Regions from separate parts of the Homo sapiens genome. Here regions 2 and 3 are each linked to region 1. Evidence: read pairs that join two places in POLR2A ChIA-PET (ENCODE). Cell type or tissue: endothelial cell of umbilical vein. All regions are shown on one strand. Region 1 has its middle 120 kb from the start of TMEM170B. Region 2 overlaps TMEM170B (transmembrane protein 170B). Region 3 overlaps EDN1 (endothelin 1).

Region 1 (4,000 bases):
GTGGGCTGGCCCCCTTTATGCTGAACATAGGAAATACAGAAAAACATCTACGAGACTGAGCAAAGTGGTAGTATTTCGTGCACTGGCTGGCTCAGCACCAAAATTCAAATCAATACTCCAGAGAGAAGAGCCCCCAGAAACAGCCCAGCAAGAGCTTGGAGGGTTCAATGATCATTTAATTTAAGCCCCTCTTTTTACAGACAAATGAACACAGGCCCCCAAGAGTTTAGGTGATGTTCCCGTGGGCCCTTATCAAGTTAGAGCAGAGCCCAGGGAGAGAGAGAGTTGAGGTCCTCCGCTCTCTGCTTCTGCCTCCACACTCTGCTTGCTCTGACCAACGTCCTCCCACCGGCGATGCAGAACTTCAAAGGGATGGAAAAGGTGGCAAAGTCACCAGTGAATCTGTGTGATATACATAACTGATGACTTCCTCCTTTAAAAATTTTTTTGAGAGAGGGTCTTGTTCTGTTACCCAGGTTGGAGTGCAGTGACACAATCGTAACTTGAAATCCTGGGCTCAAGTGAGCCTTTTGCCTCAGCCTCCCGAGTAGCTGGGACTACAAGGAGCACACCTCCATGCCTGGCTAATTTGTTAAAATGTTTCTTTAGAGACGGTAGTCTCACTATTTTCCCCAGGATGGTCTTGAACCCCTGACCTCAGGTGATCCTCCCGCCTTGGCCTCTCAAAGTGGTGACTTCAGGTGTGAGCCACTGTGCCCAGCAGCTTCCTCCTTTACAGAAATAAATTAATGCAAAATAAAGGAGGAAGAGAGAAATGATAGCTAAGCAGAGAACATGCAACAAAGTCAATGCTAACATCCACGTGATTGAGCATCTACTGTATGGCAGGTGCTTCACATGCGTTATCTTGAATGGGTGAACATTCTCCAATACAGCAGGGTTCCATCCATTCCACAGGTGAGGCACCTCATGCTCAGGTGGGTAAATTGCCCACCACCGTGTGGTAATAAAAGGGCAGAACACACACATGAAATCAGGACACCCTGACTCCAAATCCTATCACTGTTTCATGTCTCCAGCTGCAGACAACTCTTATGTGAGCCCTGGATAGGAAAAGGAACAGAGTCATGGAAGGTCCACTTAAGTTCTCCTTCAAGCAGCTAAGGAGGTGCTGTCTCTAACAAGCCAAATTAAGATAGGCAAAGTCACCCCAGCAGCTGTTGACTTCAGCATTTGCTTTTAAAATGAGAATTATTGTCTCAGGGTGAAGACTCCGGTTCAAGCATGAGTCATGCACCCCAGCAGACCTGGTTTGTTTTTAGCGAAGTGTGGCCGGGGGAGGAGGGGTTGTATTCACCAGCAAAGCATGTCACAGAGGATGTACACACACACACACACACACACACACACACACACAGACACACAGACACACACACACACACGTCTGCCCATTACAGCTGCTCCAGGCATCTCTCGCCTGACAGAATAGGGTCTGTTTCTGACCCCCACACATCCTTAAAGAATGTGATCTTTGCAGAGATCACTAGCAGGAAATGACCCTGAGGAAAGCCACTTGATGTCATTCTTTGAATGTTCTGCTGTCAGCTCCCAAAACTGTCAGGAATGAGGTCGTAAGTGTCTCCTTCAGCTGCATAAATAGAGGCCACCAAAGGTCTCCAGGAAAGAAAAAAGCTGGTAATCACAGCAATTCACGTGTGGACCAAATATGGCAGCACCGGTGGAAGACAGAGTCATGTTATGACTCACACAAACCCAAGCTGGAATCCCATAGCTGCTGTTTTCCAGGGGTATGACATTGAACTGCATAAATGCCTCAGTTTCCCCATCTGCTTGATGGGCATCAGAGCATCACTATGAGGGCTGAGCCGAGTACTTATAGAAGCAGTGGGTGATATAGGTAGCCAGTGCCTGATCAATGCTGCTTCTCATCCATCCTCCTCCTGCATGATGTGGTTAGAAATCTCCAATGGCTGGGCGCGGTGGCTCATGCCTATAATCCCAGCACTTTGGGAGGCCGAGGCCGGCGGATCACCTGAGGTCGGGAGTTTGAGACCAGCCTGACCAGCATGGAGAAACCCCATCTCTACTAAAAATACAAAATTAGCCAGGCATGGTGGCACATGCCTGTAATTCCAGCTACTGGGGAGGCTGAGGCAGGAGAATCGCTTGAACCTGGGAGGTGGAGGTTGTGGTGAGCTGAGATTGCGCCATTGCACTCCAGCCTGGGCAACTTCCAGAGTGAAACTGTCTCAAAAACAAACAAAAAAAAGAAATCTCTGGTGCGGCTGGGCATGGTGGCTCACACCTGTAATCCCAGCACTTTGGGAGGCCAAGGCGGGTGGATCACCTGAGGTCAGGAGTTCGAGACCAGCCTGGCCAATGTGGTGAAACCCTGTCTCTACTAAAAATACAAAAAATTACCTAGTTGTGGTGGCACACACCTGTAATCCCAGCACTTTGGGAGGCCGAGTCGGGCAGCTCACTTGAGGTCAGGAGTTGGAGACCAGCCTAGCCAACATGGCAAAACCCCGTCTCTACTAAAAACACAAAAATTAGCCAGGCGTGGTTGCGCACACCTGTAATCCCAGCTACTCAGGAGGCTGAGGCAGGAGAATTGCTTGAACCCGGGAGGCAGATGCTGCAGTGAGCCGAAAACATACCACTGCACTCCAGCCTGAGCAACAGAGCGAGACTCTGTCCCCAACTCGCCCCAGAAAAGAAAAATCTCTGGTTCCATCAGAACCAAGAGTGGCCCAACAAAGGGCTGACCAGTCCAGCTTCCTGGTCATGGAGGTCACACTGATGCTAATGGATCAAGTTGGCAAGCTTGACATTTAATGTAAAACTGCTAGCATCAGATTATTTGGGGCCAACGTTCCCCCAGTGCTTAAGAATCACTGTTATAAATTCTTCTTCCTTGCAGCTCTCAGAACTGATCCCTCCTCTCTTTGGCACGTATCTCTGCCTCAGTTCCAGCTCTCAGCCCCCTCCCTGAATCCCACAGCACCTCCCAACTATGTCCCTGCCTTCAATCTGCCCCATCATCCCCAATCCCTACATTGCTGCCAGAGTGAGCTCTCTGACATGTCTGTCTGAGGTGATGGATATTATTGGGTGTCTCTCAGCATCATTCTGTCTTCTTCTTTAAACAGAGACTGGATTTCGTTCAGACACCTAAATCTCCCACCTTTGCCCTATGCTTCTAGGAAAGCTGTCTCTTCTCCCTTTTCCTTGGGCAGGCCTGATTGATCGAAGAGTTAGCCTATCCACTTACCAGTGACTGTTTTAATATTGGTCCATGTTTCAGTTCTGGACAATGTTCTGGAAGGAAAGGTTTGTGGCTGCTTCTGGGAATATTCTTCACTTCTTATCTGCAGGCCATGAAACGTGTAAAATTCTGCCATGACACTATCACACTGCCTTACTCATTTATGTGTTTGGATCCCTACAGAGACTGTAAGCTCATAGCGTAGGCCTTCTCTTACTCTACTCTTCATCCCACTCCTAATACTGGCACATAGTAGACCTTCAAATAACAGTTGCTGAATGAATGAATGAATGAAGGAATGATGTTTAAATTATCAAGGGTGGTGAATCTTCCCAAAGCACTTCCTAACAGACAAAGGGACAGAGATCCTACTCCACAATAAAAGAGCATCCACTTATTGATGATGTTTGCTATAAACTCACATCTGTTGCAGCTGCCTTTTCCAGAACACAATGCCAGGCCAGATGTCAACCTTCTTTCCTAAGTAGGAAGTGTTTCCTAAGTCACATACACAAGAAGACCTCTCTACAGGATGTTATGATTGCCCCTTAAAGGCAGCAACAAAGCAAGGTTTTAGGACACCAGAGTCAGATGCACTTTGAACACCCTGTCTTCTCAGCAGAGGCAACATCATGTACTGGCCTGAATCATCAAAATCAACAAGACAGGTAGTACAGAAGGGTATGAACTTGAAGCAGAAGGGACCCTGGCCTCACCGGCAGGGCATTACAATTTGAAGTGGACATAAAG
Region 2 (4,000 bases), 68 kb after region 1:
AGTAGCTGGGATTACATGTGCCCGCCAACATGCCCGGCTAATTTTTTTGTATTTTTAATAGAGAGGGTGTCTCACCATGTTGGCCAAGCTGGTCTCGACCTCCTGACCTCAAGTGATCCGCCTGCCTCGGTCTCCCAAAGTGCTGAGATTACAGGCATGTGCCATCTGGTGTCTGAAGTTCAGTCCTGATTGAAGACCCTGAGTGCAGGGGCACGTGTGTCCCCATGGCTGCTGTAGGCCACACTATGGGAAAACAAAACTCGCGCTTTTACAACCAGAACTCTGGAGCTGAAAAGACCAACCCTCCCTCTCTGAGTTTGAACTAAATAGTTTGTCTCTGTAGCATAGTAAACAAAGCAGAGCAGCTCATTAGCAACAGGATCTGCAGTGGTTGGTGACTATGTGCACAGCTGATGGGCAAGTCCCGGCCATCTTTCAGGATTCATTTATGCTGGCCGCCTTGGCTTCCTCATCTTGTACATATTTGGTTTAGAGAATGCGAGGAATTTGCTAGCTGAGCAAGTTTATTCATCCTGCTTTCTAACTAGGCTCTTTCCCACTGAGGTATGTTTCTAAAATTTCCCTCAGCAGGCTTTGTTGCAAAAGCAGTGCGGGGTTCAACGGGACAGTTTAAATCTAAAACAAATCCTCCCTAAAAATGCACTGTTCTCTGTCAGGACAGAATCTGGCTCTGTCTTTGAAACAGAAGTGCCTGAACTTATTACCAAAACTTCTAGCAAAGGCTGGAAGGACATCATCCCTCTATGTGCAGACAATACATTGAAAGAGGGCAATGGGACAAAGGTTATTTTCTAAGCACTCACTGCGTGCAACATGAGATGTCATTCCATTTTACTAATGTGAGAACTGACTGTTGCAGAAGTTAAATGACTTGGACAAGTTCAATTACTAAGTGGTAGAGCAGGAATTTAAAACCGAGTCTCATGACACAAGGCAGATTGCACTATGTGTGCGTAACCCCAAGTTGACCAACTGTATAACTAAATGTCACTAAGAAAGCGTAGACTACTAAATTAGATACTAAGATATCAAGGCTTGCATCTGTAATCCTAGCTATTTGAGAGGCTGAGGCAGGAGGATTGCTTGAGGCTAGGAGTCGGAGACCAGCCTGGGCACCAAACACAGTGTGACTCTCTCTAAATAATAAATAAAATACACTAGGTAAAATAAATAAATTAGATAAAACCATTATGCATTGAGTTGGAATTTAAGAAAAATATATAAATCAAAGTCTAGATTAATGACTTACAAAAATCATAAACTAAAGTGATTTTCTAATTTGCAAACAATCCTGATAGGTTGTTTCTAATTTGCAAACAACCTATCTTAATAATTCTTTGGAAAGTTACATTGGCTAGTGATGACATGAAGAAACCTTAATTTTTCTCATATTTAATTTTCTGGTGTGCATTTCTTTTGGAAAAAAAACATTAAATGTATCATATGGAAATGAATCCAAAAGTAACAATCAGTTAATTTCAGTTCATAGGTAATGTCCAAGGCAAAAGCAAGGAGAAAAATAAAATAGAACCACTGCACCATCTAGTGACGGAACTCTTGCTTTACAAGAAAACCACCTGATGCAATTACATTTTGCCAATCAGTCCCCAGAACTTTCTGAGCCTGAAAAATATTCATAAAATTGTCCAAAAGAAGAATGCCTAGTGACAATGAATCATAGAAAATTAAGAGCAGACAGGATAGATTCCTAAGTTTCCATTTGGAAGCTAGAGGCAAACCCAATTTTTAGTCCTCAAAGAGTGGGTGCCATGGATCCTGTTTACTTTCCCCTCTGCACCCAGAAGCTTGATGTAGTATTTTATGAGCTAATAAGGGTTTGAAGCCAGGCATGGTGGCACACACCTGTAATCCCGGCTACTCAAGGGGCTAAGGAGAAGGACTGCTTAGGCCCAGGAGTTCGAGACCAACCTGGGCAACACAGTGAGCGATCCACTCTCAAAAACAAAATAATAAAGGTTCAACTGCAAAACACAGATGGTGTAAGGATGTATTCAGTAAATCTGAAATGTTTCTCCACAAGCCTGACTAGGACTCATTCATAATGGTAAACACAAGGCTCAGTTTAAGACTAAAGCGTCTTTCTTCTAATTACCTTTCCCTGTAGTTTTGTCCAATGTAGGTGGTGATAAATCTGAAATTTACTAGCCAGGCATGGTGGTGCACATCTGTATTCCTAGCTACTGGGGAGGCTGAAGAGGGAGGATCACTTGAACCCAGGAGGTCAAGGCTGCAGTGAGCTAATTACACCACTGCACTCCAGGCTGGGCAACAGAGTCAGATCTCATCAATCACTCATTAAATCTGAAATAAGTAAATCCGAAATTTAATGTCTTATTTGAATGCTCTGCAAATAACAAAATGCCCAAAGAAAACTGACTTATTTTTTTAAATTACAAAAATATTACTTCAAGGGCCAAAAAAGATACTAGAACTAAAATAGAAAACTTTTTTGGGATCTCAAGATTTATATTTTGTCCAAGATGTTAACATTCATGGCCAGGGAGAAAATGTATTGAATAATTTTATGATTAGTGTGAATGAATAAAAAAAATTACCAAGGAAGAAGAAAATATATTTCCACGGAGTAATTACGTGGAATGAGTAGGTCAGTGTATGTGAAAAAACGTTTACTTCCATTATGCTTGCGCAATGTTTAAAGTGAAGCTAGTTTTCATTCCAGCAAGATTTGAAACATTTATAGTGACTGGCTCTGTCAGCTCCAATCTCTTCACAGGCAAGATAGCAGTTGAATCTAGTTGGGTACTTAGCACTTCCCTGAGAAATCCCAAACATTCAAAATATGCATAAATTTGACAATTCAAATCCTCGGTTGATAATTTTTCAAGACCACATAATTTCATCTGGTTTTTTACAGTAATGAGATATTATCTCATTACAGGTAAGAGTTCCCAAAATACTCTGTAGACACCAACACAACATAGTTATGTTGGGGGAAGCAGGTAATCGAGCAAGAAAACCCCAGCCCGGCAATTATTAGCTCTGTGGCCTTGAGCAGATTCCTACCTTCTCTTAACTTCAAATGCTTCATCTATAAAACGGCGATAAAACATATCACTTGAAGGGTTACCTTAAGTGTTAAAGAATACATAGGAAGTGTCTTTAACAGATAAGAAGCACTCAACAAATGGTAGCTCCTTATTAATAAAATTGATAGCATGTTTCTTTAAACGGTAACTCAGAAGTAGATGCTATGTGGCCCAGGATTGATCCTAGGCAAGTCTATTAACCAGACTTTATGCCTCACACCTTTTTTTTTTTTTTTTTTTCTGAGACAGAGTCTCACTCTGTCGCCCAGGCTGGAGTGCAGTGGCACGTTTTTGGCTCACTGAAACCTCCGCCTCCCGTGATTTCCCAGGCTCAGCCTCCCAAGTAGCTGGGACTACAGCCACACACCACAGCGTCCAGCTAATTTTTTTGTATTTTAGTAGAGACGGGTTTCACCACGTTGGCCAAGCTGGTCGCCTCTCAGCTTTTAAGCACTAACTCCTAAATCTGTAGGTAAAACAGGGCCAGAAAAATTGACAAAAAGGCAAGAGAAGACATTTGAGTCCATAGTGAATGAATTGAAAAGATTTATCACCAAGAGTCAAACACCCCATAAAGCTTTCAAAGACAGGTTTATTTATATATAAGTGCATGAAATTGAATACAGAAACTTTATTAAAATACTGTATATTACAAATTTTTAATCCAATAAATTCTGTGTAATGACATTTAAGTGCTGGATTCACTTTTTAACAGTTGTCTTGTGTGTATCAGTAAAGAGTTCACCCTGTATATTACAAAGAGGAGAGCCACATGTGGACCTCAGAAATGGTCCTGTGATTAGACACTGAATGATAGTAATTGTGCATCTTTTCCTTAAAGCAATGAATTGGAACCTAGATCTTATCTTTGTAGACCTACTTTCTATAATTAAAAATAACTTGCATATGTT
Region 3 (4,000 bases), 650 kb before region 1:
AAGATGAGAGGTTACTGTGAAATGTGTAACATTCACTTGCAGTAGATAAATTCTGAGCTCCAGACCCAAAGTCCCCAGGAACTGTGAGTATAAAGGTGAGATAAAGCCAATGCAGAAGGGACTCTATTAAGAACATAAGCTTGAAAGCAGTGTTTTACACATTGAGAACTTAAATGTGAAAACAGGCATTTTCAAGACCTTAGAAACAGAGAGGGGGAAAAAAAAAAGCAGACCACTGCCTTGCATTGTAGAGTAAAAGAGAACTGACCGGGCCAGGCACAGTGGCTCACGCCTGTAATCACAGGACTTTGGGAGGCCAAGGTGGGCGGATCACCTGAGGTCAGGAGTTCGAGACCAGCCTGACCAACACGGAGAAGCCCCGTCTCTACTAAAAATACAAAATTAGCCGGGCATGGTGGCACATGCCTGTAATCTCAGCTACTGAGGAGGCTGAGGCAGGAGAATCGCTTGAACCCAGGAGGCAGAGGTTGTGGTGAGCTGAGATAGCGCCATTGCACTCCTGCCTAGGCAACAAGAGCAAAACTCCATCTCAAAAAAAAAAAAAAAAAAAAAAAAAAAGAGAACTGACCGAGAGATTTCCCCCTTCACTCAGATAGATTCTTTGGTGAGTAAAGTCTAAAAATAATAATTAAAAATTCTTGGTTATATTCTATTTTATCCTATAGACATTTACTTAACGATGCCATGAGATAGCCTCCTTATAGTCCTTTTTTCTTCCCCTGCATTTCTTCTCTTTCCTCTTGAGGGGATGGGTCTGCTAGCACTGTCTACAAGGCTGGGAGGCAAAGCTTTCAGAAAGACTGATTTTGGCTTTAGTACCCAGAGCCTTCTAGCAAGGTTTGCCTGGGCATCTGTTTCTGCAGACCTCCAGGGGCCCTCTGGCTGAAATAGTCGTGCTTAACTTAAGTGTTCAGGCTCCAGAGATGCTACAGCTCCTTCTGTGATCTTAGGTGAGTCACCTCCCTTTTTGGGCCTTGGATTTTCACCTGGAAAGACAAAATGTTGCTCTTTCTTAATGTCAGCAAGAGTTCTCCTGAGGGAGCTCTAGATTAGTCCAATACCCAAGCTGTGTTTTGGGGGAGTACAGGCAGTATCAAAGCCAGTGGATCCATCAAAAAAGATGCCAATCTCTGGTGGTGCAAATGAAGTACCTATTAGTAGGTGTTCCCTCTGCCCTGGCAAAAGTTACCACATTCCACCTAGAGTTCTCTGGTTTCTGGAGTTCTGAGATCAAAGCTTGCCTGGGCTATCAGTGTAAAGAGAGAAAGCTGTCCTAAGTGGGTTTCCAGAAACCATGCTTTTACTGGAAACAGAGCAAGAAATGTGACAGACCATCCCATCAGTTTACCCTTCAAGCTGATGTGGACTGTAATATAATTGAATGTTTCGTCTTCATGTTTGAAAAATATTAATTTTCTGTGAGTCTCCCAACTTATTTACTGCAAATCCTCATGCCCTAGAGTGTCTACATCATCCCTTTCATTTTTCCTACTGGATACTGAAGCAGGAAGCATGGGAAAGGGGGGCTCAAGGGTTTGACTGATGAAAAACCCAACCAAAACTCATCAATCTGACTTACTATGCTGTCCTTTGGACTGTTTTGTTCAGTGGCTTCTCTGATTCTGACTTCCTCTTAAATGTATTAGATCCATGTCTTCTAAGCTCAGATCTTTATTTTTTTTCATGCCACTTCAACTTCTTTATGTAATCTCAAACTCTTTCTCAGAGGTATGAAAGAAACTCCCCTCAACTCCCTTGTTTCATAGATGAGAAAACTCACGATAGAAGGAAATTGAATCGTTTGCTCAAGATTAAATACTGGCCAAGTTCAGACCAAGCACCTTGTCAACATGGGCAAAACTTCAAAATTTTCTTCAGAGTCACGCACTGAGAAACAGTTTATGGATAAAGTAAGCTTTATAAACAATTCCCCAAAGACATTGGACTGTGCCTTAAAGAGAAAAATGAGGATCAATGAGGACGGAGACTCTGCACAGGACATTGATTACGCATGCCTGAAGACTGTTATTTGAAATCCTTCTGATGTGTCACTGTTAGGACGACAGTGATCACTACATGCTAATATTTGTTAAATGCCAGGAATTCCTTCAGACACTATTAGAGAAGGGCAAGGAAGATTCTCGAGGGCTAATCAAGCTCTTAGAGAATTCAGTTAGTAGTGACCATTTGCAATACTGCAATTGCAATACTGTGCTCTCCAGTGAGCTGACAAGGCCAGCCAAGGCAAAGTGGAGAGGAAGTGGTGCTTTGTGGCAGAGGACCTAGAATCAGTACCTGGTGTCTCTACCTCCATGGGCACACGGCCAGTCCTAGGCTATCACGAAGAAGCAATGGTACTCAATGTTCCTTAAGAAACAACATCCTTAATGTGAGAAAATAAAAAGCCATTGGAAACCTCTACTTGCTCTGAGCAGGCCATTTTCTAAAAGCAACTTTGGTATATAACTTTGTATAATTAGGTATGTTTTGGGGGGTTGTCTTGCCATTACTTCCTTCAGTCCATTAATATGGATAAAGCATCTCTCACCACACCATCAGCTTAAACTGTTGAATCCTGCCTAATAGCCTGAGCCAAGTTAATGGATGAAGTCCCTGGAGAATTTTTCAGGTGAAGGAGAAGCAGGAGGCTGCTACCCAAGAGAAGACAGAGGTGTTAAAGCTGCTTTTTTGTTTTGTGTTTTTACCTCAATGCAGTATAAAATCAACATTTAAGATACAGATAAAATTCTTTATATAATTAGCTTAGACCGTAATATCCTTCTAATTGTCACTTTTCTATGAAACCGTCTTTAACCATTTATTTGCCTTTATGGTACTTAATCACGTTGGCCCACTCCTTACAAATTTCAGTAATGATTCCAAATCAGTACAGTAAGGAAAAAAATATTTATTTTCTAAAGTCATTACCTTGACAGGCAAAACAAAGCATGTTCTCAATTTCATTTAGAAATACATATTTTAAAAATACATAGACCAATATGGCCTGCCCAAACAGATATTTAACATGGTAAATATAAGGAATAAATTGTTTGAATATAAATATCTATAAAAAAATAAGTACATCAAAATTCAATCCAACCTCTTTCATTAGCCGGTTATATAAAGGAAAATAATTTTACTGCTTTAAAGCGTAACAAACACTTACTTTTCAATATATTTCATAAACAACCCTATACCATTGTGTCTCCAAAAATCAAGGACAGGGAATCTCCTGATTTAATGATCTTTTTTTTCTTATGGATCAGAGCTAGTAGATTACCATGAAAATATTATATCTACTGCTGACACATTAGACCAGACTTCTACGAGGCTAGGATTTAGTATGGGGGATGGAGGAAGGGGCAGCAGGGGTGGGAAGAGTTTGGGGAGGCAATAATTAAATGTGGGAAATACTTCTGCCAGAGTGCAATATAGGTGAGGTAGACTCATATTCATGAAACATATCCTGATTTATGGTAGTAACAGTTTCATTCAGTTTTGCATTTTACAAATTTAAACAAAAGTCTTTCTTTTTTTTTTCTTTACTTGCATGTTTGTCTTTTGAGTGTGTTTTCAATTTGTGCATTCCTTAGAAAATCTTTGTGTGGACTTTGGAGTTTCTCCCTGAAATGTGCCAGGCGCCTGAGTCAGACACAAACACTCCCTTAGGACCTTCGTCAGAAACTCCACCCCTGTGTGGAATCTCCTTCCTCTCTCTCTCTCCGGAGGATGCCACCCGAATTCGAATGTGACTGTGTGTTTCTGCTGAGAGGTCCATTGTCATCCCCAGATGAAAGAAGAGACCAAAGCAGTTACCACTGATGGAAGCCAGTGAAGATGGTTGGGGGAACTCCTTAACCTTTCTTGGAATGTTTTGAACGAGGACGCTGGTCCTTTGCCAGTCAGGAACCAGCAGAGGATGCTCCTGCTCTGATCCCAGCCAGGGTGGAGAGTGCAGAGTCGGCCACAGGGCTCTCCG

Evidence for each region. ChIA-PET counts read pairs that join two places held together with the same protein. Peaks named below come from ENCODE experiments on the same cell type or tissue, not always from the same donor. Only the 100,000 strongest peaks of a DNase experiment are listed, where the experiment ranks them.
Region 2: POLR2A ChIA-PET joins it to region 1 with 11 read pairs; 6 of 35 experiments call an interaction of 5 or more read pairs at or near these places.
Region 3: POLR2A ChIA-PET joins it to region 1 with 11 read pairs; 9 of 35 experiments call an interaction of 5 or more read pairs at or near these places.

The regions. Positions count from the first base shown.
Region 1 is chr6:11,650,767-11,654,766 of GRCh38, reverse strand. No RefSeq gene overlaps it. Among named protein-coding and RNA genes, the nearest start is that of TMEM170B, 120 kb to the right of the region's middle. RefSeq lists an enhancer at 3,426-4,000. In endothelial cell of umbilical vein, no CTCF peak of the experiment used is centred here; DNase peaks (open chromatin) are centred at 1,366 and 1,556; H3K27ac peaks cover 4,000 bases.
Region 2 is chr6:11,583,186-11,587,185 of GRCh38, reverse strand. TMEM170B (transmembrane protein 170B) reads right to left here. Exons shown (of 3, transcript NM_001100829.3): 3 at 3,662-4,000. Among named protein-coding and RNA genes, the nearest start is that of TMEM170B, 47 kb to the right of the region's middle. In endothelial cell of umbilical vein, a CTCF peak has its summit at 1,548 (motif pointing left); DNase peaks (open chromatin) are centred at 345 and 1,545; H3K27ac peaks cover 1,514 bases.
Region 3 is chr6:12,296,104-12,300,103 of GRCh38, reverse strand. EDN1 (endothelin 1) reads right to left here. Exons shown (of 5, transcript NM_001955.5): 5 at 2,910-4,000. Among named protein-coding and RNA genes, the nearest start is that of EDN1, 7.7 kb to the right of the region's middle. In endothelial cell of umbilical vein, no CTCF peak of the experiment used is centred here; DNase peaks (open chromatin) are centred at 103, 833, 1,773, 2,323 and 1 weaker place; H3K4me3 peaks cover 859 bases; H3K27ac peaks cover 3,110 bases.